Regions from separate parts of the Homo sapiens genome. Here regions 1, 2, 3 and 4 are each linked to region 5. Evidence: chromatin loops called from intact Hi-C (ENCODE). Cell type or tissue: mammary epithelial cell. All regions are shown on one strand.

Region 1 (4,000 bases), 170 kb after region 5:
AGAAATAGGAGAGAAATTTATACGTGAGGATAGGTCATTGTATAAAAGTTGTGCTACCTTCTTTCCATTGTATAAAGTTTGTGGAGGAAAAATGGTTTTCTTTCAGAGTAAATTTAATTAATATGTTTGGGGGCATAGATTCTGAATCAGATTGCCTGGGTTTGAATCTTGGATCCACTTCTATAACTCCAGGCAAGTTACAATTGTGGATTGTAACTAGATGAGTTACTTAACCCCTCTGAGCCTCAATTTTCTCGTTTGTTATTTGCCTAGGGGATGATAATAATAGAACCCATTTCATAGGGTTGATTAAGTGATTAAATGTAAAACACCCAGAGCAAGTACCTGTAACGTATTAGGTGTTCAATAAAAATGACCTATCATGATCTTCAGATCAAAACAATAAAGCCAGGAATAAACCCAGCCACCCTTATCCAAATTGGCCTCTCCTTTGAGAGAATGCCTCATGAAGTAAATATCCTAGCCTCCTGGTAGGGGCCTGATATTGCAAAATTGGTGCAGGGAAGAACACTAGACAGAGTTGGTGCTCTGTGCTCAGCAGTGTCACACAGAATTGACAGGTGGAGGGCTGGACTCCAGTTTGAATCCCATCATTAGTGACTATAGGACTCTGGGCATGTCACAGACACTCTACGCCTTAGCAACTTTATGTAAGAAAGAAGCGACTTGATCTCGATCGCCCCAAAAGTGGGAGGCATCTTCCAGCTCTCACAAGGAGTGGCTCCATACGTGAGATCCCCGGGAGCAGGGAAAAGTGGATGTTACTCCTGATGGGTTTCACTCCTCTACTTCCACTTTCCCTGAAGTCTGCAATTGTACTAATTTTAACAACAATAGCAGCTGACATTTATTGAGAAGTCACTGTGTTCCAGACAGAGTTTTAAATGTTTTATATGATGAGAAAACCGAGGCACAGAGGTGCAGAGTAACTTGCCCAAGGCAACAGCTAGTAAGTAGTGAAGATGGAATTTAAGCCAAGACGGCCCAGGTTGGCCAAGAGCAATAACAAAGCTTTAGTTTTTAATCAACCACTGATACGATTCACTTAGTATTTTAGAGACCTTCTAGGATCCTTCTCAGTGTGGAGATAGGCAGGTATGTATCTTTACATATTTATTTCCTCTGGTACCTAACATGTTTTACACTTTTTAGTTGTGGGTGCATCTCTATAAGGAAATAGTATCCAGCTAATGCATTATCAATCTCCCTGCCATGGATCTTTTAAAGGAAAGTTATCACCTTTATATGCTCTGTCATTTCTTTTATATTGGTTACAGTCTTTTAGAAGGTGGGAGAGTAGGGGTGAAAATTAGAACACCAAAGTTTAGCCTCCAAGAATCTGTAAATCTCTGTAAATCCTCTAAGTCAAGTAATTTTGGGGCTGCGTTAGTCAAGGCTGATTTCAGTGGGTGCCCTTAAGGTGAAAGGGTAGCAATTTATCTACTCCATAATGGGTTAATCACCAGCTGTACAGTTTGTTTATATCTAGGAAACAATTTACCACACATGAAGAGTAGTAATTTTATTCTATCTCAGGGGTATCCCCAGTGTATTTTACAAATTTACTCTGTAATGTTATAGATAAAAGTTTAACTCTGGCTTTCAGTTGAGGAAGTCATGGTGGAGGAGGATGGGGGAAGGGGAAGGAACAGCTCTACTGGCCTGTAGGGGACACTGTTGCATCATTTATTAGAATTTTCCAGTCTATTGTCCCAGGACAAAAAAAACAAAACCAAACAAATCAGAAAACAAAAAAAAATAGTTGAATCACCTTGAAAATGCTTATTAGAATTATTTGAATCGTTCCAATGTGTTTAGAATGTTCAGGACTTCTCAGGTATTGGTCAGACTGTTCAGTATCCATGCGTGAAAGAAATAGGTTAGTGGTTCTTTCTGAGACAGGAGTGTTTGATGGGACTCTTCTGATTACCTTTCTCTCCATAGTCAACTTTGGATAGGGTGCTCAGGACGTTACTTTTTAGTTTAATAAACCTTTAGGTTTAGTTAACCATCTTCATTTTTTATTAAGATATGCTCATATTAAGTTGTTTTGCTTCCAGAATGTATGCTAAATAAATGTCCCAATCCTTGGAAGGGCGTTTTGGAAGTTCCTATTGTCTTCTTTTTATTCTTATATTTTTTTTCACTGAAAAAGTTGCTGTTTACTGAAAAAATGAAGTCATATCTACAAGGAAGGCTTATGTAGGGCCTGGTCTGAACTCCAGGAAGCATATGACCAGATGCTGTGCTACGGCTCTCTTTCCAGACTGTTGACAGCCATTGTATCTGTCCAGGTACCCCATGGCCTGGCCAGCAAAACCTCCACCCCTCTGCCCAGCTCTGGCCTCTTTCCTACCAGAATACGGGCCTGGGAGGCAACTGCAATGAACCCTCGGAAAGCATAGGTTTTGCTAAGGCAGCCTGCACAGTAATGATATTGTTAGCTTGCTTCATTTCCAGTTTCACCATCAATTACGCCATGTGTTTCATCCAGTTGGTGCTACCCTCCCAGTGTTAATTATAACCTACAAGACTGTTACAGTTAATTTTATGGCAAGCATATTGTCTCTTCAAGGCTCCAGAGCAGCTCATAAATTATCTTGAAGGTAAAATGTAACTTGGGGAACTAGTTATGAAAATTCCATCCATCTCGCTTAGGAGCTGCAGCTGCTACTGTCAGCTGCCTTGCTGCTGCACTGTGAAGGAATTATGGTGGGTCAAGTTTAAGAGGGTAGGCCCAGGCTGTCACTGAGGAGAAAGGCTGTCCTGGCCCTGTCAGACAAGTACCTTCTGCCAATCCCTGGTGGTTTCACTTTGCAGGCAGGAAGAGGCAGGCAGCGCAGGTGGATGGTCCCCAAGCTGTCTGTATTCATTACTTTACAGAAACTTGTTGTAGGTAGGCAGGTCCAGAGACCTTTCCTCTTCTCTGTTGTCATGATGTTAGGCATCATCTGCAAAGTGTGAGATAGATAACTCTATAACTAACTCTGGGCTTGGTTCAGGAGAGGAGGAGAATAAGGGGGCGGAAGCTATTAGTGGCAGCACTTCCCAGCCACCCCTTACTGGTCTCCTACTTGGTAATTTCTATCTTGCAAAAGCCCCTGGCTTGAACGAGCATTTTATTTGTGGTGGTGATTTTTCATATAATCTGATAAAGCGAGATTTCACTGTGGACGAATGTACTCGAAAATTGCCTACTAAATAAATTAACAGGTTATCTTATTGGGATAATAAACACACTCCTTTTCTATTTCCTCACACGAAGTCTAAGCTTTACATTTCAGCCCTCGGGGCTTTAGCATTATTATTTTTAATGACTGAACACAAGTCTTTCATTTAGCTTGTTTGTATAGTTACTGTAAATGATCTTTCTGCTGTTGGTACTTCATTTGAAATTCTGCATGTTATGCTAGCTTTAAAAGCTTTGAGGGGGCCTTGGAGAATTGGGAAGCTGTATTAAGCACAGCATCTTCTAGTGGCATTGGAAACGGGCTATGGCAGAAAAGTCAGAGAGGGTGTGTTAAGAAAGTACGCCTGCATGTATAAATCAAAGTCTGAGTTTGAGTGACGCGTACACAAACAGTGGTGGTTTCGGTGGCAGGTTGAGAACTCGCCATTGTAAAGTAAGAGAGCCATTCCCTTAGCTGGTGATTTCTCCTTGTGTGTTTCTGAGCACTTTTATTGCATTCACACATCTACTAGTTTTTGTACGAAGAGTGCCTCAGATCATTACACTGCGGCTGTATAAGAGACCTGGTTTGGAGGGATTTGAAGGACACATGGAATAGTGAATTCATGTCCAAAGAGGCACCGGGCTTTCTGAAGGAAGTATTCGTCTGAGCTTTTGATGATGGGGGCATGAGAGTTGGATATTTGTGAGTTTTCTAGTGAATGCTAGTGAACTCAGACCAGGGATTGCAGATTCAGATGTCTGTAGGCCATGGTAATCATGTATGTAGATAAAGCCAGAGAGGTGAGA
Region 2 (4,000 bases), 120 kb after region 5:
AGGTCACCCAGCTAATAGGTGAGGGAGCTGGAATCTGAACTCTAGAAGGCTGCCTCTGGGGTCCTTGCCCTTCACCACCTCACTGTTCTGCCTTCAAACAATTGGATTTGGAATGTAGTAGAAAAGTGGTAAAAGCCTGCAAACTCTGGAGATAGTACCTCTGCACAGAATTTGAAATGTACTGGAAACAATGAACTAATCTGCAAAAATGGATAGCTATTGCTAATCCCTATTTTATTTTTTTAAAGCCATTTTATTGGGGTATGATTGCCCTACAAAAAGCTGTACGTATTTAATGTGTACAACCTGAGTTTAGAGATACATGTACCTTCATGAAACCATCACAGCAGTCTATGCCATAAACCTATCCATCACCTCCAAAAGTTTTCTTCTGTCTTATTTATTATAATTATTATTATTGTGATAAGAACACTTAACATAGGATCTACCCTAATTCCTACTTTATAATAATGAAAATGTCAAGTCACAACTTTGAAGGCCCCAGTTTAAAAGTCTGGATCAGAATCCAAAAGTCCTTGCTTTCCAGACATCTCAAATCTTTAAATCATACCTTTTCATGGATATACGTCTGGGGAAGGAATGTTATAATCCTTTTAATGTATTAATAGTATCACAAAAATTGATTTCTCCAAAGACCTGAATCGATGCAAAACTGAGCATTGTGAAACTGAATTGGAGTTAATGAAAAGTCTGTGCCTAAATCTCCTTAGTCAGTTCTGTTCCTAAACTAAGCCTGTTATGAGTACTCTCCATTTTTATGGGCTGCTTATATAAAGGCAGCTTCAATTTCAGGGCAACATTTTTTCCCCCTACTGTGTAATTCTGATTTTGTCCATTTACATATGAGTTAGAACCTCTTAACTTGATGAACCTTGGCTCTAAGACATCAGCTTGACTTTGAAGTTGTAATTTGACAACTCTGTGAATTAGAGTTGAAGAGCAAATAAGAAAGGAGCTCTTATTGATTTTTTTTTTTTTTTGAGACGGAGTCTTGCTCTGTTGCCCAGGCTGGAGTGCGATGGCGCGATCTCAGCTCACTGCAACCTCCGCCTCCCGAGTTCAAGTGATTCTCCTGCCTCAGCCTCCCTAGTAGCTGGGATAACAGGGGCCCGCCACCATGCCTGGCTAATTTTGGTATTTTTTAGTAGAGATGGGGTTTCACCATGTTGGCCAGGCTGGTCTCCAACTCCTGACCTCAGGTGATCCACCTGCCTCAGCCTCCCAGAGTGTTGGGATTACAGGCGTGAACCACCATGCCTAGCCCTTGATTTTGTTTTTTAAAAACCAAATTAAAAAAAAATTGTTTTTGTTCAAGAGCTTTTTTTTTTTTATTTTTTTTAAGTAAAATCTGGCCCAGCATGGTGGCTAATGCCTGTCTTCTCAGCACTTTGGGAAGCCAAGTTGGGAGGATTGCTTGATCCCAGGAGTTTGAGACTAGCCTGGGCAACATAGTGAGACTTTGTCTCTACTAAATTAAAAAAAATTATCCATGTGTGGTGGTGCATGTCTATGGTCTGAGCTACTTGGGAAGCTGAGGTGGGAGGATCATTGGAGCCCAGGAGTTCAAGGCTACAGTGAGCTGTGATCGCGTTACTGCACTCTAGCCTGGGTGACAGAGTGAGACCTTGTCTCACGTACACACACACAAATAAAAAATAAAATATTTGGTATTGTGAGCTTACAAGTGATATTCATTATGAATTCATTTAAGGAATTTAGTTATATCTATGTAAATTTGTGTATAAATAATTTGAAGGTGGTGGCACATGCGTTAAGAGGAAATATCTGTTATTTGTTTTGTCGCTCTTGTATAAAAAATACTAAAAGGAAAAGCAATTCTGCGAACTCTCTGGTGCTGGTTTCCCAGAAGTTGGCGTGTCATTTCTAAGTGTTCTGAGGGAGATCAGTGGCCTCAGTGTCTCTCCTCAGCGTGTCTTGGGATGATCTTTATCAGCAGAGTGAAGATTTAGGTCCAGATAAAAGGGATGTTTCTTCCAAATTAAATGTAAGCATTGCTTCAAGCCTTTTACAGTGACTTTTTACAAATTCATAGTGATTTCTTTTTTCTATTGGACAAGACAGAACAGAATAATTGTTGGATGAATCTACGGTTCTGTGGTTCTGTTCGTTTAGTACCATCTGGTATTTGTATACTCGGGTGGAATTGGCAGTGGCTGGTTAGATTTCTACTTGGTACCAGCCCACCTCATATTTTCTCAGTTGCAAGCAGTAGGGGGCAATGTTGAGCTACCAGATTGAGGCCCCAAGATGTTAGCCTTTCAGGAAAACGCATACAAAAATACCATTAACTGTCAAGAATTATCCCTGTTGCTTCAAGTTAGCTGTAATCTCCAAGATTCCATAGCACAGGATATCAGTTGTGGGTTAACAAATTCAACAGCAATTTAACATAAAAAGTACAGTGTTTGGTGCACATTTGGATTCTATAGCATTAGACTAATCCAAATGGAATTTCTGAGTGTCCTCACTTTGCTTCCAGGGACTATCTTACTCAAAATTATTATCATTTTAGACAAATGATTCTTTTTTATCTTTATACTTTTTTTTGAATTGTAAAATCGTGCGTGTTGTGGAAGGATTTCTTTAAATCAATGCATTTTGTCTGTTCTGCAAAATAACATCGATCTCTTTTGCTGAGAAAATAAAAAACCTCAGGGAATATGTGCATTACTTTTCCCCTTTTGCTTATGAGTAAAGCAACCTTTATCGGCCCTCGTACCAGGGAAGAGACTTGCGCTGTGATTTCTGTCTTTGTGCTCTTTTTTCACTTTGTGGCTGCAAGGTGTAGTCTCAGGAAGGATATAGAAGAATGGAAAATGAGCTTTGAAATCGCTTTTCTTCCATTAATGGTAATTGCTTCACATGTCATAACCAGTCACATATTTCAAAAAGTTTAGTCAGCTGTCTCTAAAACTCCCCCATCCTCCACTTCCCATTTCCTGTCCCAGAAAACACCATTTTTATCACACTGTTTATTCTTGCCATTTTTTCTCCCAGCGGATAGTTTTACTCCATCCATGCTCTTGTGATGTAAATGTTAAACCTTATATTTGAATGACATTCTGATAAAATATCACATTTTCCCTGAATATTACCTCATGAATTTATGAGCCATTAAGCCCAAAGCAACATAACCCTTTCTTATAACCCAGGAATTTAGTCTGGCCTTTCCCCTCCTCTTTGCTCCCTATTGAGGATGGCATTATAACACTATAATACTATTCAAATATTTGTTTTTTATTTTAATTTTTTTAAAACCCGATGCACTTCCTACCCCCACCGCCCCTGCCATCCAAGATGATTGTATTATGAGAAGACTCTTCAGGATAAGAGAGAGTTACCATTTGAAAGAAACTGTACAGCTGCTTTGCTTTCTGGGTAAAGAGAAATATGAAAAGCTGAAGTCTCCTGTGAGGTGGGCAAGTCTTGCTGTAGCCAGAGATTCAATGGATAGGCCATTTGTCTCTCAGGGTCTGGTATCGCTCTTTGCAAAACTGACATTTATTTTACCTATAAAAATGTTTTAACACTATCAAATTCACAATGATACAGAAAAGAATGCTAGGTGCGAAATCCTCTAAATTGATGACATTTATTCATTTCCTATTGACCTTAAAAAAAAAAAAGGTCAATTTGGTATAATCCAGTGGAAATATTCGACAATCGTTTCCAGAGTAAACATTTTCGAAAGTAGTGATGATTTCGATACTGGAGAGAAATTCTTCTTGCTGTTTTCCTTGGTTTTTTCTTTTAGAATAAAAAGTAGATCCTGATGGTTTTGAATGTTTTGAATTGCGTTTCCTGTTCTGACAATTCCTTGTGCTGTTATAGCAATGCATTTATATGGCAGTTGGCCTTAATAACCTTTATTGACTTTAGTGGGTAGGAGCCAAGACTGGATTATTTTAATGTATCCGTTTGGAAACAGTGTAAAACACAACATATAATTATGTTAGGT
Region 3 (4,000 bases), 220 kb before region 5:
CATGACCTTGGGCAGCCCTTGTCTCTGCCTCAACTTCCAATAACGCTAGTTACATTAGGTGCTAACTTTATGGGATTCTCTGCCGACATTCTTCCTTTGTGTGTGACTGATGGGACATTGTCTACTAGGCACACAGTAAAATCAAAGCTTCTCTTTCCAAAATTAACCCAAAACTGACTTTTGCTGTGCAATCATACTCTTGTAAAATCTGCTTTTCATATCCCTTGAGTTGTTGCCACAACTCTATATAAACATATGGAAAATGTTTCAGTTCCAAAGAAAAAAGCTCAAGTCTTCCCTAAGTCAGTGTATTGAGTCCTTAGACCACATCTCACATCTGAGAGGGGCCAGGGTTTTTTCTAACACCCACTGGATGTAGTTACCACAGCTCTGTGACCTCAGAGGAACCCAGCTTCACCTTATAAGACATGGAGGAGAGGAAAGGGCAAAGTATCTGTGGGCACAAACTGTGGACAGAATGTGGGAACAGGAAAAATAAGCCAGGGGTGATATTAACCATGACAAGTGGTGAGGTTTGGGTGATGAAGATACATTAAAATAATCCTGTCTTTCTTAATCTCCTGAGCCCTTGGTAATGCTCTATTGACTAAATACTTACCAGGTTAAAAACATGTCTTGCTTCCTGCTTTCCTGGAGGCACTCCAGTCTAAATCATCTACAAGGTAAAGAATTTATCAAAAACCATTCTGATAACTTTGACTACCTCCAGCTGGGATGCCCTGCAAAGCTTCCCGAACACCAAGGATCACCACTTACCATCACACTCTTTCTGGAACTGTGAATGCTCTGGGCTCCTGAAGTTAGATTTTGGTTTCAGATGCGATGTTAAATTCTAGGAGGTTGACCCTGGATGGCAACTTGATATATGTCTCAGAGGCCTTGAAGGTACATGCCCTCTTTGATCCAGAAGTTCCAGAGCTAAGAGTGTATCTTAAGAAATGTCATCAGTACAAACCTTATCATTGTTAAAAGTCAGTAATCATGTGTGGCATAAGTAAATTATGGTATGCTCATATGAAAGAATACTCTGTAGCCATTCAAAATCATATAGAGGAATATGCAGTGACATGAAAGAAAGTTCCTCTCCTATGGGTTAATGAAAATTATAGTACCATGTAAAGTTAACAGTGGTCATCTTTGGTTGATAGGATTATAACTGAGATTTTTAAATTCCTTTTTGTCTTGTTTTCCAAATTTTCTGCACAAAGCAAATATTATTTATTTATTTTCAGCGACAGGGTCTTGCTCTGTTGCCCAGGCTGGAGTGCAGTGGTGTGATCATAGCTCACTACAATCTTGAACTCCTGGGCTCAAGCAATCCTTCCGCCTCAGCCTCCCAAATAGCTGGGACTACAGGCATGTGCCATCACACCCAGCTATTTAAAAATATTTTTTGGTAGAGACAGGGTCTTACTATGTTGCCTGGGCTGATCTCAAACTCCTGGGCTAAAGGGATCCTCCCACCCAAACCTCCCAAAGTGTTGGGATTACAGGCATGAGCCACTGCACCCAGGCTGTTGGTGCAGTGGTGTGATCTTGGCTCACTGCAGCCTCAACCTCCCAGGCTCAAGCGATCCGCCCACCTCAGCCTCCCAAGTAGTTGGGACTACAGGTGTGCGCCACCACACATGGCTAATTTTTGTATTTTTGTAGAGATGGGGCTCTCCCGATGTTGCCCAGGAAGGTCTTGAACTACTGGGTGCAAGCAATCTGCCCACCTCGATCCCCGAAAATGCTGGGATTACCGCACCTGACTTCAGCTGGTAACTTTTTAAGTAGGAAAAAACTAATTCCACTTCTGAGTAGGAAAAAAATAATAGAACAGGATAAAAATCTTACTGGCCTTTATGGGACTGACTTCCAGCTTCCACTTTGTCATGAAAAGATTCTATGTTCCTTGTGTTTCTAACTTGTCCCAAACACTATATTCACAGGTTGTCTCGGTTCTTCCTCTCTCACTATTCCTGTGGAAATGTTCCAGACATAAAGGACAAGTAGCAAAAATACCCTCTGATGAGTAAATAATAGGATGCATTCAGATCTGACTTAATTATTGCACTTAACACAGAGCCAGACACGCAGTAGGTGCTAATTAGCTGTTGAATGAATGAAAGAAAATGCAATCTTAGTATTTTAAGGGCTTTTATTTTTTCCATTGTTAAAATAGGGAAAATGTGTTAAAAAAAAAAAAGACATTTAACTCAATTCATAACAAACAGTGGTTTAAAATAGAAATTCCAAACCAATTTTGGCTAAAAGGATGCTAGTATATTCTGAACAGCTGCTGTTGTAGACACAGTCTGAAATAAATAACTTCCAGTGTGGTTCCAAGTCTGTGTTGAATAAACAGCACAGATACAGGAACGAGCTTTATTAGCGTTAATTGCAATGAGTCTGCGCAGCTCAAAGGCCGGATTCTTGCTCACGGCGAAATCTAGCAGTGATGATCCTTCCTCCGGCTGTAGATGGAGCCATAACATTACTAAATACGATCCCAGCACGTGCGTTGGGGGTTTTGTGCTGTAAAAGCCAGATGTTTGGAACTTTTCTGGCTTTAGTTTCTGAGTGTGAACAACCAGAAAACTCAGACCTCTATTTTCTCTGACGCTGACTGGGCTTGGAGAAGCCAAGAGACTCGCTGGGGTGGCTTCAGCTTTCATTCTCCCAGCAATTATCACCTCCTCTCACCTTCTTCTCTGACAATTTCTCTGCTTGAGGGCATCCCGGGGCTGTCAGTCCTGCCTCAGCTGGTGACTTTGTTTAGAAAAATCAGACCTGAATCCAACTTTTCCTCCCATTCTCTTGCCTTCTTTTCACAAAAGCCACTCACAAGCAAGGCGCCTGGGGCTCTCCAGACTTCCTGGGCCAGAGAAGTTCAGGATGGGTTTTCACACCCACAAACGGGGGCCTCTGCGAGCTGGGCGGGCGCAAACTCCACTGTCTCCCCACATCTGTTCTTTCTCCCCCTTCCTGCTCCATCTCTCCTCTTTCTGCACCACCCCAACCTCCCTCACTTCTTTCTTCCCCGTCTCCTCCCTCTTCTCTTCCCCCCTCCTCCACACACACAGCCCTGTAGCCAGAGTCTTGAGACAAAGGCCGTTTCTACATGTGTCTCTGCATGACTCCCCACTGGCCTGCGGCATCTCATCGTGTCACTCCTTCCTCCAAAATATTCCACAGCTTCCTCCCTGCCCTCATTCTGGGGAAGTCCAACCTCCTTGGTTGAGGTTCTAGGGTATAGATCTCCCTTCTGCCTTCCCCAATCCCAGGCTGGGGAGATGAGGCCGACCCAAGCTACCCTGATGCTTCATGCCTCGGGTCCCATTCCTCCTCCACCAGCTGAGATTTTACTCATCTCCCGAGGCCAGGTTACATGCCCCTGCCTCCTTCAAGCAGCCCTCTTTGCTTGCCTCCGGTGGGAATTTCTTTCTCTCTCCTATGGAAGGACTTTGTGATGGCACTTGATGGCATTCTAGATTCGCCTTGGATTCTGATTACTTGGGTGCACATCTGGGTGATGAAATGACGATTTGAAGGTTTCCCCATATGTCCTTCTGCACTGCAGTCTTTCCCGTTCACTCAGCGCATTCTTGCGAGGCTCACTGTTACAAGAGAAGGGAGCAAGGAATTTATACCATGGACAAAGTCTTCTCTTCCCTGGCCTTGGAGCTGCCAAAGTGACTCCATATAGCTTTAGGTGACTGTGTGCCTTGAAAGAGGATGTCGGGCCTGGTGCAGTGGCTCACGCCTATAATTCCAGCACTTTGGGAGGCCGAGGCAGGCAGATCGCTTGAGGTCAGGAGTTCAAGACCAGCCTGGCCAACATGGTGAAACCCTGTCTCTACTAAAAATACAAAAATTAACTGGGCATGGTGCCGTACACCTGTAATCCCAGTTACTGGGGAGGCTGAGACTGGAGAATTGCTTGAACCCGGGAGGCAGAGGTTGTAGTGAGCTGAGATCACACCAGTGCGCTCTA
Region 4 (4,000 bases), 1.5 Mb after region 5:
TCCCCCTCATCCTCCCTACAGGCTTGAGAAATTTCTCACTGGGCTCCTTAAGTGTCTCCTGGGCAGACAGAGGTGGGGGCGGGGAGAACGCACCCCAGTTGGGGCACTTCGAAATATCAGTTTCACAGCAAAAAGGCAGCCCTTTAACATTTAACTGAGACTGATTGTACGCTGGAAAATAGTGTATTTATCAACTGCATCTGTCTTTGCCGCTGCTTTCTCCTTCCAAAAAGATAAATTACTGCAGCAGATAAGGATCCAGCTTTCAGGGCGATCAAATGAACGCCAGGAGTCCTCAAGATAGGAACGGTTTATGAAACCCGGCTCCTGCCCACTTGAGTGAGCCAACTAAGAGGGTGCCAAGAATGTAATGGCCACATGGGTTATTGGCCTTTCCTCCCTGCCGTGGTACATTACACGGGGGTAAGAGAATTTGCTTTTAAAGTATCTTTTGCAGTCTCTTCTAATAAATCACTGAGCAATCCCTGGTGCTTGTTGTGGTCGGTGGTGGTGATCCATGGTGAAACGACAGGCGGGTTTCAGGGCCGGATTTTCCACCAGTGCAGCCTGCGCGTGGTAGGTGAGTGGCAAATGCAGCAAAACAAGATGGTGGCCTCCAAGCAATGAGAGATCGAGAGACACTGCCGCATGCAAGTATCGGGATCTCCTTGACCTTGGCTGGGACTTCACGGGAGGTTTCCGGAGCAGCCCCATGGACTCCCCAGCTTATGATTTAGAACCAGTTGAGCATTTCAGTTAGCAAATTGTATTTAATGCTGTGTAACCTCAGGGCTCTTAATGTAAGATTTGTAGATGCAGAATTCAGAGCTTTAAGAAAGCTTGCCCAACCTCTGGGAAACCAAGAGGGATTTTCAGTCTCTGTAGAGTATTACCTGCCTGTGCATAGGGAAGATGCATAGGAAATGTCTTAAGGGTTCAAGTGTCTATTGTGTCCCTTAGGCGGCTCTACCTTAGTTAAGTGCTAGCTCTTGTCAGTCACGATTGTGTGATATTTGTCGTAAATGTTCTTTATTATTATTATTATTGCTGTTATTATTATTTAGGTCATTTAATTACTCTTAATCTGACCTTGTCTCCCTGTGTAAATATCCCCCTTCTTCCTTGCCATGTGTCTCTGTGCAGATTTGTAGGCAGTTATCAAATCAATCCCTTCTCCGCACCCCACCCCATGCCAATCACCACCTAACCAAACTACATACATATATATTTAGCTCTTTTAATCTTTTTTCTCATAAGGTTCTAATTTTACATTTTCTGGGGTATTTTAGATTTGGCAGAATGGCCTTCGTCTGTGAAGAGTAGAACTTAATTATCAAAAGCTGAGCCGGAGTGAGCTATCCATCACTGGGTGACATATCCTTGCCTGTGTTCATTTGAAAAACATTTTTTTTGTAGCTCTTGGAAGAAGAAAAAAAACAAAGCTGCCAGAAGGAAAAAAGAAAAAAAGGAAGGAAAAGAGAAAAAAGGAAGAAAAAGAAAAAGAAGAAAAAACTTCATTCTGACATTCATCATCCCGCAACACAACCACATAACATATCAAAATATCACAACGTGAGGTATCAAGTGTTGAGAAGGCTCATTTGATTTCTCTCTTGCTTTTCTTTTCTTTTTCTTCTCTTTTTTATTTTGTTGAAAACTGAATCTAGCATGTGAAAGTTAGTCCTGTAAAATGCCTCCTACAGTAAACATCATCTTTTTGACAAGGTTTGCATTATAATTAAGGCCTGTCTGAGTAGCTACGCAACTGCGTGTTGCACTGTTTTCTTTAAGAGACGGGGTTTTTTAACAGCCAGATAAATGCTCAGCGTGGCCCAGCCCAGTGGGACAGCGACACCCTGTGGCCGTGTCTGCTCATGGACCCAGGGTGGGGCCACACAAGGCTTGGCTGGAGGAAGGCCTGTTCAGAAGGGTTCCCAGGGTGAATTCTGGTATTATATTGCCATGTGAATGCTGACAAGATTCGCCAAGAGGGGGCCAGTTTTGAGGCAGAGGAGCCTGTCCTGTGTGATTTAAATGAGATACAGAAGACAAAAGTACCTGGCAGAGGGCCCCACCACAGCAGGCTCTTACCCTGTGCCATACCCCAAATTGCCAGATGCAGAATGAGAGGCCAACTCTTTTCTGACAGGTCCGATTCAATGACACACTAACTCCAAAAGGCTGCCCCTGGAATCTTACCAGAAAGCAACCCTAAACCCCATGTCAGGAACTTCTATCAGCGATCAACAAGACTGGTGACAAATCCACTCAGTCATCCAGAGGCTTCCAAAAGCCTTTGAATAATGAATTCAAATATTTCATCCTTGAGAGGAACGATGGTTTTTGTCAGTTGATTTGTATTCCAGCCATTTATTTAAATAACCAACCGATAAAATACACGTTTTCATAGTAAATAAAATCTGCAGATCCTCACCCCATAATTGGTTAGTCCATCAGCACTTTTATCCATTATATATGGACTTAAATGCAACAAGATGAGGTGGCGTGCTCCCTCCTCTGCAGGAGGACGGCAAATGTTTACAACGGTGGTTGCAGTTTCAGCTAATATTTTCCGGAAACATATATTTGTCATCTCTCTTCTCTAAGTTATTCCAGGTTTCTTCAAAACACATGAATTGAGATCGCTTTGTCCAAATTTATTTATTTTTTCTCTTTTAGTTTGTTGTACTTACCGGGCATAACCAAAAAAGACATTCCCTCTGGCATGCCAAGGCCTGGCGGGTCCTCAACGGCCAATGGCTATTTCCACTCTTTGTTGATTGAGTCCTGGCGCCGTACCCTGAATGCCAGATGCAGAATGAGAGGTCAACTCTTCTCTGGTGGGTTCAAGTCAATGACAAACTAACTCCAAAAGACTGCCCTGGAGTTAACAAACACTCAGAGAAAATACGCAATGAAAATCATCAATTTACCAGGTGGAAAAACAGCCGCCTCCAGAGGCTAAGCCAGGCCAAGCCAGACCAGGATTACTTCCTATGTCTACCCTGTTGAGTGCCTTTATTTATTTATTTATTTATTTATTTTATTTTATTTTATTTTTTTTTTGAGACAAATTCTCACTCTGTCACCCAGGCTGGAATGCAGTGGCACAGTCTTGGCTCACCACAACCTCCGCCTCCCAGGTTCAAGCGATTCTCATGCCTCAGCCTCCCAAGTAGCTGGAACTACAGGCATAAGCCACCACACCCGACTAATCTTTGTATTTTTTAGTAGAGACAAGGTTTTGCCATGTTGGCCAGGCTGATCTCGAACTCCTGGTCTCAAGTGATCTGCCTGCCTCGGCCTCTCAAAGCGCTGGGATTACAGGCGTGAGCCACTGCACCCGGCCTGTTGAGTGTCTTTTACACAGAACACACCAGTTGGTGTTTAAGGGACATCTCTCAAATCCTAAGGCATAAGAAGAGAAAAAAGAGGCCAATGAGAAAAAAATGACGATTATGGTCAAAATACCTAACATTTATTGAGCATTTACTTTCTGCCAGCTACTGTTTAGGCACTTTAAGTTCATTAACTCATTTAATTTTCACAAGAACTCTACAAGGTGGCACTGCTATCATCACTGATGTAAAGATCAGAAAACTGAGACACGAAAGGATTAATTTTTTAGCTGCAGGTCACCGGCTTACTCGGGAGCAGTGGTGGGTTCCTATTCTGAGAGGACTCCAGTGACTAACTGCAAGGTGGCGATGCTGCAGATAATCAACACATGAAATAAACATTTTAGTAGTAAATAAAGCCTGCAGATCCTCATCCCGTAATTTGTTAGTCCATCACCACTTTTGTCCATTACATATGGACACAAACGTAGCAATCTGGAGATCAAATCCATTTTAAAGGTGGGGAGACTGGGAGCCAGGGTGTGGATGTTGGGTGTCCACCGTCACACCAGGTAGCAATGAAGTACCAGGGCCCAGCTTGGCTAATTTTCATGATACTGCACTTGATGTTGCGTGTCAGCCACCCAGGTGCCTGCCAGATG
Region 5 (4,000 bases):
TTTGTTAATTACAAAAGCAAACTATCCAGGATGGCTCTAAAGGGACTTCGCTATAGGTTGGGGCTATGATAGAGACTTTCGCGAAAGGGATTGGCAATTAAGAAATATAGCAACTGCTTCTGATGATTAAACATTTCAAGCAACTCTGAAGGTAGAATGTGGGGAATCTCCAGAGAAGGAAGGAAATAGAGAGGGAACTAATATTTATAGTTACTCCTATAGTCATCTCCATCTCAGTACAGGACATCTTCATCCTTCCAGTTGTTCAGACCAAAAACCCTGGAAACATCCTTGACTTCGTCTTTCCCATTCCACATTTCACCCATCAGCAAATTCTGTTGCATCTGTCTTCAGAATATATTCAGAATCCAACCACTTCTTACAACGTCTCCTTCTGCCATCCTTCTCCAAGCCACTAGCATCACTCTCCTGGATCATCGCAATTTCTTCCTATCTAGTCTCCTTGCTTCTTTCCTTGCCTTTCCCTACATAGCAATCAAAGTTTAGTCTTCAAAACACAACAAAACAAATCTCTTTTCTGTTCAAACTCTTTTATGTTTCCTCAAAATGTTATACGTAGAGTTACCATATAACCCGGCAATTCCACTCCTAGTTACCCAAGAGAAATGACAATGTATGTCCACACAAAACCTGTACATGAATGTTCACAGCAGCGTTATTCATGATAGCCAAAAGTGGAAAAAACCCAAACGCCCATCAATGATGAATGTACAATTAAAATGTGGCATAACCATACAATGGAATATTATTTGTCAATAAAAAGAATGAAGTACTGGTACCATGCTATAAAATGGTTGAACTTTGAAACCATATGCTCCGTAAAAGAAGCCAGTGACAAAAGGCCACATATTACATGATTCCATGTACAGAATAGACAAATCCATAGAGACTGGAAATAGATTAGTGATTGCCAGGAGCTGGGGAGAGAGGAATGGGGAGTGACTGCTAATGGATGCAGGGTTTCTTTTTCTTTTGTGGTAGTGAAAATGTTCTGAAATTAAGTAGTGGTGACGATTGCATAACTCTATGAATATACTTTCTGGCTTGTATACTTTTTTGAAGGGGAAAATTGTGTGGTATGTTAACGATATCTCAATAAAGCTGCTATTACAACAAAAACAACTTCTTTGGCTTTCTTTCTGATCTTTTTCCCTGAATCGTTTCTGACCTCTTCCCCTACTCTTCTTCTCTTTCTTTTTAACCCACTCAGACTGGCCCCTATTTTGTTCCTCTAACAGGGCAAGTGCTTCCTGCCATGGGCCTTTGTATTTTCTCTTCTCTCTTTTTGTAGAACTTTCTTCCCCCAGGTATCTGCGTGGCTGGTTCACTTGCTTCCTTTAGCTCTCTATTTAAACATCCTATTCTCAGGAGACTTTCTCTGATTACCCGAAAATAGTACTCCCTACTTCATGGCCTGCTGGCGTTCTCTGTTTCTTTCATCCTGTTTTATTTTTCTCTGTATCATCAACATGTGATACACTGTTTTCTTGTTTGTTTTTTATCTGTCTTCCAACATTAAAATGTAAACTCCATGAGGCAGTAACTAGGCTTTGTTTGTGACTGTATCTGCAGTAATACATACCACACCTCTTTTCACTAGACCATTAGCTTGAGGAAGACATGGATTTCCTTGGCACTGGTGTTGAATTGGGACTAACTGTATTTGCAGGAGGAATATTCAGTGTGTCTATTAGATGCTACATTAGAAATCATCAGCTTGGAAGCAGTCTCCATGGGAAAAGTAATTTTGATTCAAAGGGTAGAATGGAACTACTCAGGTTACATGGTCTTTTATTGTCATATAAATCTTTGTACAGAGTTCCTACTTTTTAAACCATTAGCATTATGCTAATATACAAAGTTTGCTACTTTTCATATTTGTCTTACAGATTCAAAGCCTTTAGTTCTTTTCAGTCTTAATTTACCACCTGTCTGCTCTCTCCTTTTCTCCCTTGGAATGTTCTTAAGATTTAATTTTGAAGGAACTTTCTGTCAGATGATTATTGGTAAAGTAAAATGTATTTCTGGGAAGCAGCTGATTACTTGGGCCTTTGATTTATTTATTTATTTTTTTTTTTGAGGAGTTCATATTGCGATATACCTATTTGGTGGTTATTTAGAAAGGCCAAGGTAGGGAGAAAAAGGAAAGAATAAAATATATGTATGCTTTAAAAAAAAGCAAGCATTTAGTTTGGGGAGCCCTCCAAATGTGATTTCTTCTACTCCTGTTTTCCTGCTTCCAAGCATAGGTGGAAGATATTGTCAGTTTCTCTGAACTCCTAAGTTGAAATGTGCAAGTCACTAGGTGGCACTGAAGTATCATTCTCCACACAGCCACGCCATAGAACACTTTTGTTATCTTGCTCCAGCTGACTGGATTTCTAGGTGTCAGGGAAATTGTTTTATTGGTACAGGGCATAGTGTAATATATTCCTCTCCACCCTAGGCAGCTACTTAACGCCCTGAAACATGCACCTCTTGTGGTCATGGCCTGTTAACTATGCTTATTTGGTGTAATAATTAGCAGAATTTCTCACTAACAGGGGTACTTACCAACACCTCACATCTTCACTGTGTTTTTGTACGTGATGGATTGTACATTCTGTGGAGAAAGTTGGGAAGGTCAAAGCTTAACCTCTGCCTAACAGGACTAGTTTTCGCACATTTGTTCAGAATAGGTTTATATTAACTGGCTTTTGAGCTTCTTCAGACCAGAATTGTGTGTAACGTAAACATATTTGAGCTTTTATGTAAGGACCTAGTGAAGGTTTGTAAACACAACACTGTTAATTTTCCAACTCATAGAATGACAGAAAAATAAATGAATAGCTGCTGGAATAATTGGACGACACTTGTTACTCAGAACTGTGAGTGTTGGAAGCGTGTCATAGGAACAGTGGGCCTGCCACAAGCACCACATTTTAGGTTAAAATCGGAGAAGAAAATTACACATGGAATTTTAATTTTTTCCATGGTCGTAAGTTCGGCCCCATTTAATTCTTTGTGGTTTTTACAAGCCCTCTTAGGCTCCTAATATTTCTATAGCAACAATTTCAACGTTTATTTTAGAATGTGGTCAGAATTAACCGACAGAAGACCAAACAGGATAAAATAGGTTTAAAGCAGGAAATACTTTAGCTGGACCACTAACTTACCCTCTATGACCTTAGGCAAACTGTTTGCCGTCTCTGTGCTTTGATTCTCTCATTTCTTAAAATGGAGATTATAATACGCACCCTTGTGTGTCTCCTCCACCAGGTAAAAGTGAAACAATAACTTCTCAATATACCTTTGCTTATATTCAAAGCTCCAGGTAAATATAAGATGTTGCTATAATTACCTAAGAAAGCTAGGAAGATTTTTCTTTGTTGATTCCAAGGTGAGTTGTAGAAATTCCAGAAGATGGATTAATGTAGTCTGAGGGCTCAGACTTCTGCATCTGTGTAGATAGTACCTATTTTCATATACTGTGGCCTGGCTCTGTTTCTGGCCTGGCTCTGTTTCCAAGGTTTAAGTTCCATTCTTTTAACTGTGTATCAACTATTTTCACTTGGTTGTTCTACTTTTACTTAAACCCTTTATATATGTCTGGATTTAGTTGTAGGAAACAGAAACTATGTGAGATAGGGAAATAGGTTGATATAAAGTCATCAGGAGGACCAGAGAAATGGGCTGAAGGTGGAGCCTCCAGAGATGGGCTTCTGAAACAATATTACAGATTGGCTTGCCAGGGTAGCCGCTCATCTGTCACACTCGGGAAGGGCTAAGAATCAGGAGTCATTCCTAGAACTGTTGATTTGTAAGAACACACAACCATAGTTGTAGTTGGGATCAGGAAGGTACCACCATTACAACTGGCATTTGAGAACTACAAAGTGAATGGCCAGATTCTGGAATGTTATTGCCTCATGACTATGTTGCCTGCAGAAAAAGTTGAAACAGCAAGGTGATGGCCTCCATTTTATTTTTGACTTCTGAT

Evidence for each region. Peaks named below come from ENCODE experiments on the same cell type or tissue, not always from the same donor. Only the 100,000 strongest peaks of a DNase experiment are listed, where the experiment ranks them.
Region 1: it touches region 5 in a loop (11-fold over the local background); 13 of 110 quality-filtered maps call a loop at or near these places.
Region 2: it touches region 5 in a loop (6-fold over the local background); 24 of 110 quality-filtered maps call a loop at or near these places.
Region 3: it touches region 5 in a loop (10-fold over the local background); 12 of 110 quality-filtered maps call a loop at or near these places.
Region 4: a loop joins it to region 5, with 7 times the contacts of the local background. A loop is called at or near these places in 11 of 110 quality-filtered maps.

What each region holds. Positions count from the first base shown.
Region 1 is chr16:53,944,427-53,948,426 of GRCh38, forward strand. The region is part of intron 8 of FTO (FTO alpha-ketoglutarate dependent dioxygenase); the gene reads left to right. Among named protein-coding and RNA genes, the nearest start is that of FTO-IT1, 93 kb to the right of the region's middle. RefSeq lists an enhancer at 1,531-1,825. In mammary epithelial cell, a CTCF peak has its summit at 1,678 (motif pointing right); no DNase peak of the experiment used is centred here.
Region 2 is chr16:53,890,008-53,894,007 of GRCh38, forward strand. All of the region lies in intron 7 of FTO (FTO alpha-ketoglutarate dependent dioxygenase), which reads left to right. Among named protein-coding and RNA genes, the nearest start is that of FTO-IT1, 150 kb to the right of the region's middle. In mammary epithelial cell, a CTCF peak has its summit at 2,266 (motif pointing right); no DNase peak of the experiment used is centred here; H3K27ac peaks cover 548 bases.
Region 3 is chr16:53,547,647-53,551,646 of GRCh38, forward strand. LOC105371269 (a long non-coding RNA gene) reads right to left here. Exons shown (of 8, transcript XR_933588.4): 4 at 778-951; 5 at 620-676. Among named protein-coding and RNA genes, the nearest start is that of AKTIP, 46 kb to the left of the region's middle. In mammary epithelial cell, a CTCF peak has its summit at 2,481; a DNase peak (open chromatin) is centred at 2,485.
Region 4 is chr16:55,256,303-55,260,302 of GRCh38, forward strand. No RefSeq gene overlaps it. Among named protein-coding and RNA genes, the nearest start is that of IRX6, 66 kb to the right of the region's middle. In mammary epithelial cell, a CTCF peak has its summit at 1,854 (motif pointing left); no DNase peak of the experiment used is centred here.
Region 5 is chr16:53,771,006-53,775,005 of GRCh38, forward strand. All of the region lies in intron 1 of FTO (FTO alpha-ketoglutarate dependent dioxygenase), which reads left to right. Among named protein-coding and RNA genes, the nearest start is that of FTO, 69 kb to the left of the region's middle. In mammary epithelial cell, a CTCF peak has its summit at 2,329 (motif pointing right); a DNase peak (open chromatin) is centred at 2,346; H3K27ac peaks cover 1,442 bases.